Linked DNA regions of Homo sapiens: region 2 is linked to region 1. A link is an interaction called in ENCODE POLR2A ChIA-PET data of the cell type or tissue named here. Cell type or tissue: OCI-LY7. All regions are shown on one strand. Region 1 has its middle 40 kb from the start of PIK3AP1. Region 2 overlaps PIK3AP1 (phosphoinositide-3-kinase adaptor protein 1).

Evidence for each region. ChIA-PET counts read pairs that join two places held together with the same protein. Peaks named below come from ENCODE experiments on the same cell type or tissue, not always from the same donor. Only the 100,000 strongest peaks of a DNase experiment are listed, where the experiment ranks them.
Region 2: POLR2A ChIA-PET joins it to region 1 with 11 read pairs; 2 of 35 experiments call an interaction of 5 or more read pairs at or near these places.

The regions. Positions count from the first base shown.
Region 1 is chr10:96,759,657-96,762,156 of GRCh38, reverse strand. No RefSeq gene overlaps it. Among named protein-coding and RNA genes, the nearest start is that of PIK3AP1, 40 kb to the right of the region's middle. In OCI-LY7, no CTCF peak of the experiment used is centred here; no DNase peak of the experiment used is centred here; H3K27ac peaks cover 115 bases.
Region 2 is chr10:96,702,275-96,704,774 of GRCh38, reverse strand. The region is part of intron 2 of PIK3AP1 (phosphoinositide-3-kinase adaptor protein 1); the gene reads left to right. Among named protein-coding and RNA genes, the nearest start is that of PIK3AP1, 17 kb to the left of the region's middle. In OCI-LY7, no CTCF peak of the experiment used is centred here; a DNase peak (open chromatin) is centred at 1,154; H3K4me3 peaks cover 2,358 bases; H3K27ac peaks cover 2,500 bases.

The DNA of each region.
Region 1 (2,500 bases):
CGCCTCGGCCTCCCAAAGTGCTGGGGTTATAGGCGTAAGCCACCGCGCCCAGCAGAACATAATTGATAGAAAGAGATTTTAGTTGTTTAAAAATATTTTACAACAAATTTTCCCCAACAAAAGTAGAAATATCTTAAATGCGCAACACTAGAGAAATGATTAAGTGAATTAAGTCACCTTTACAGGACTGAATTATACAATTTTTTTTTTTTGAGACAGAGTCTCACTTTTTTGCCCAGGCTGAAGTGCAGTGGCATGATCTTGGCTTGCTGCAACCTCCACCTCCCAGGTTCAAGCGATTCTCCTGCCTCAGCCTCCCAAGTAGCTGGGATTACAGGTGTGTGGCACCATGCCCAGCCAGAATTATACAATTTTACAAGATAAGATTCACAACGAGGAAACTACTTATGAAACAACACCAAATGAAAAAGAGTAGAGCACAAATATGTATGTACATAAACTGTGATTACAATTATGTGAGATTTATACATATGGAGCAGGGAGAAAAACGTGTTGTTCCTTTGAAAAGCTAGAGGCAGAAATCCTCAGAAAGTGAGCTCTCTTAATTGTGCTGAATACTTCAAAGACCCTCATGTTTGTAGCAGTCTAGAGTATTGTAGCAATCTGGCCTGGGTTAGAGTGAGATAAGTAACACAGCATTGCTCTTCAAAATAAAGACAGACACGTTTTTAATTTCCTGGAGCAAGCAGAGGTGGGCAGAAATGGGGAGAAGATGGTGGAGATGAAGGGTGAGATCAGAGAAAGAAAGGTGGGCAAAAGGACAGGAGGCTAGAGACTTCAAGAGAAGAGATGGCCCAAGAGAATGTTCTAAGAACACCATGAGTCAGAAGTGCAAGAGAGAGCCTTGGGAGAGAGAGGGGGGGAAACAAAATCAAACAAAACAAATATCCCTAGAGAGCTGGAGAATTTAGGATCACCAGGAGGCCGACCTTTGGGTTATAGAGATAAAGACTGGAAGATAAGATTTCAAAAACTAAAAATAGCTACTATATTAGAGTAGTGGAATATAATTGAAAGTTGAAAATTTAATGTACATTTATTTTTTAATTTATTCCTGGGAAAATACCATACTCCTTTTTTTTTTTTTTTTTACTTGAGATGGAGTCTCACTCTGTCACTCAGGCTGGACTGCAGTGGTGCCATCTCGGCTTACTGCAACCTCTGCCTCCTGGGTTCAAACAATTCTCCTGCCTCAGCCTCTCGAGTAGCTGGAATTACAGGCATGCGCCACCATGCCCAGTTAATTTTTGTATTTTTAGTAGAGACGGGGTTTTGCCATGTCGGCCAGGCTGGTCTTTAACTCCTGGCCTCAAGTGATCTACCCACCTTGGCCTCCCATAGTGCTGGGATTACAGGTGTTAGCCACCATGCCTGGCCTGAATACATTATGATATAACTATACAATGAAATATTAGGCAGCTATTAAGCCAGATTTGTTCTCTATTTACTTAGAGGGACACATGAAATAAGCAAAGTGAAGAATATTGTGTATAGTCCGTGTGGCAGAGATTGCCAAATATCCCCCCAAGAGTCATTCTGTTTTTCTTTGGTAATAGAACCTCCAAATTTTAACCAGGCACATGACTAATCAGCTAAAGACTCTGTTTCCAAGCCTCCCTGGCAATTAGTTGTGTATATGGTTCTAAATTATGGCCAAGGGGAAATGACTAAAAATTATCTGTGTACCATTGAGATTTCGTTTTTGTTGTTGTGGTGGTGGTGGTGGTGGTGGAGTTTTTTTTTTCTTTTTTTTTTAAGTTCTGGAATACAATTTGCAGGACGTGCAGGTTTGTTGCATAGGTATACGTGTGCCATGGTGGTTTGCTAGACCTATCAACCTGTCATCTAGGTTTTAAGCCCCGCATGCATTAGGTATTTGTCCTAATGCTCTCCCTCCGCTTGCCCCCAACCCTCTGACAGGCCCCAGTGTGTGATGTTTCCCTCCCTGTGTCCATGTGTTCTCATTGTTCAACTCCCACTTATGAGTGAGAACATGTGGTGTTTGATTTTCTGTTCCTGTGTTAATTTGCTGAGAATGATGGCTTCCAGCTTCATCCATGTCCCTGCAAAGGACATGAACTAATTCTTTTTTATGGCTGTGTAGTATTCCATGGTGTATATGTGCCATATTTTCTTTAGCCAGTCTATCATTGATGGGCATTTGGGTTGATTCCAAGTCTTTGCTATTGTGAATAACGCTGCGATAAACATACGTGTGCATGTGTCTTTATAGTAGAATGATTTATAATCCTTTGGGTATATAACCAATAATGGGATTGCTGGGTCAAATGGTATTTCTGGTTCTATATCCTTGAGGAATAGCCACACTGTTTTCCACAATGGTTGAACTAATTTACACTTACACCAACAGTGTAAAAGCGCTTGTATTTCTCCACAGCCTCGTCAGCATCTATTGTTTCCTGACTTTTTTATAATCACCATTCTAACTGGATGAGACAGTATCTCATTGTGGTTTTGA
Region 2 (2,500 bases), 57 kb after region 1:
GTGGGGCCAAGATCCTGCATTTCTTTTTTTTTCTTTTTTCTTTTTTTTTTCTTTTTGAGATAGAGTCTCGCTCTGTCACCCAGGCTGGAATACAGTGGCGCAATCTCGGCTCACTGCTACCTCTGCCTCCCTGGGTTCGAGCAATTCTCCTGCCTCAGCCTCCCAAGTAGATGGAATTACAGGCATGCACCACCATGCCTGGCTGATTTTTGTATTTTTAGTAGTGATGGGGTTTCACCATGTTGGCCAGGCTGGTCTTGAACTCCTGACCTCAAGTGATCTGCCTGCCTCAGCCTCACAAAGTGTTGGGATTACAGGCGTGAGCCACCGCACCCAGCCAGATTCTGCATTTCTAACAAGCTCACAGGTGATGCTGATGCTGCTGGTCCAGGTACCACTGAGTACAAACAAGGGGTCTAAGCCACCTTTCTGTTGTCAGGTCAATGGTCATGTACCTCTGTCGCATGGGAAGTATTTTCTCTAATCTCCACTTCTCCGGAAATGGAGGCACCATCACATCAGGGCAGCTCCTGGACACCCATCAGTTAGATATAAAATTAGGCCAGTATTTGGTGCTTAGGCCATCAGACTTCAGGGTAGAGCTCCTGCGTTCTCTTCCTTTGCCCCTGCTCATAGATTCGGTGCGTTCACTCTGGCAGTTTTTAATCTTTCAGGTTTCTAGATGTTGGGATGGGGTGCTACTGAGATCACAATCTTTACTCTTTCTTCATTTAATAAGCCCCTTGATCAAAATTACTACTAAAATATGTTTTGGAGGTTTTATTTCCCACCCCACTCTCCAAATTTGTCAGCCACCTTAAAATTAAGCAGATGTTTTAATTGGAGTCTTCAGTGTGTTGGATCAGCCAGTTTATTTTCCAAGTTCTTCATCTGTAAAATGATGGGGTTGGACCAGATAATTTGGAAGGTTTCTTTCAGCCTCCAGCACTGTAATATACCATTATAAGTTTTCTAAGAAGATGGCAAATTCCCGAGAACCTTTTTAACTGATTCAGTTTAGTTCCAAAACGTTTGCAGTGATATATACCTGTGCATAGAAGACTGGACTATTGATCTGACTTTTTGGACTTGTTGGAAGATTATTTTAAATTAAGGAAGTGAGAAAACCCCAGGTACAGCACAGAAATTATTTCCTCTTTTTACTGGGGCTCTATTCTTTGCTTCAAATCTCAATGGAATATAAAAATAGATTCTGTTAGACTGTGTGGGAAAGGACTCTGTGGGTGATATTGAGTGTTTTTGCAAAAGTTCTCATTCGTGTGATGTGCATTTGTGTGTGTTGAGGGTGGAGGGAAGCATTAAACCGAATTCTCCCAATATTATTTATTAATAGTATTACAGTGGAGATCTTGTCTGCTTCTTTTTATGCATTATTTTCTCTTTGCCTCGCCCCTCCCTCTCCATTCCCATTGTGTTTCAGAAGCTCTCATGGTACCCACAAGTATCATATATTTTGCCTTTGATTTCCATGGGAAAAATTTAGAGGGATATGTCTATATATCTACATCTGGCCTGCCTTTGTTGATATTAATGTTCTAGTCTGAATATTAAACTACAGTTTAAAAGAAAAAATAAGGGCTGGGTGCAGTGGCTCACAACTGTAATTCTAACAGTTTGGGAGACTGCGGGGAACAGATTGCTTGAGGCCAGGATTTCAAGACCAGCCTGGGCAATGTGGTGGAAACCCTGTCTCTACAAAAAATACAAAAATTAGCTGGACGTGGTGGCATGTGCCTGTGATCCCAGCTACCGGAGAGGCTGAGGTGGGAAGATTGCTCGAGCCCTGGAAGTTGAGGCTGCAGTGAGTTGTGATTGCAGCACTGCACTCCAGCCTGGGAGACAGAGCGAGACCCTGTCTCAAAGAAAAAGAAAAATAAAGGAATATTTAAAAATGCTTTCAGCTAATCAAATAGATTCCAAAATGTTTTCCTAAGTTAATTAACTAATTAATTAATTAATATTTTCTAGTTTTATTGAGGTATACTTGACAAATAAAAATTGTATATATTCAAAGTGTACAAAGTGATTTTTTTATACATATACTTTGTGAAATGATTATCACAATCAAATTAATTAACACATACATCAGCACACATAGTTACCATTGTGTGTGTGTGTGTGTGTGTGTGTGTGTGTGTGGTGAGAACACTTAAAGTCTAGTCTTAGCAAATTTCAAGTAAAAAATGTGGTATTATTAACTATAATCACCATGCTGTACGTTAGATGCTCAGAGTTTATTCTTTTTTTTTTTTTTTTGAGACGAAGTCTTGCTCTGTCATCAGGCTGGAGTGCAGTGGCGTGATCTCGGCTCACTGCAACCTCTGCCTCCACGGTTCAAGCGATTCTCCTGCCTCAGCCTCCTGAGTAGCTGGGACTACAGGCACGTGCCAACACGCCCAGCTAATTTTTGTATTTTTAGTAGAGATGGGGTTTCACCATGTTGGCCAGGATGGTCTCGATGTCTTGACCTCATGATCCT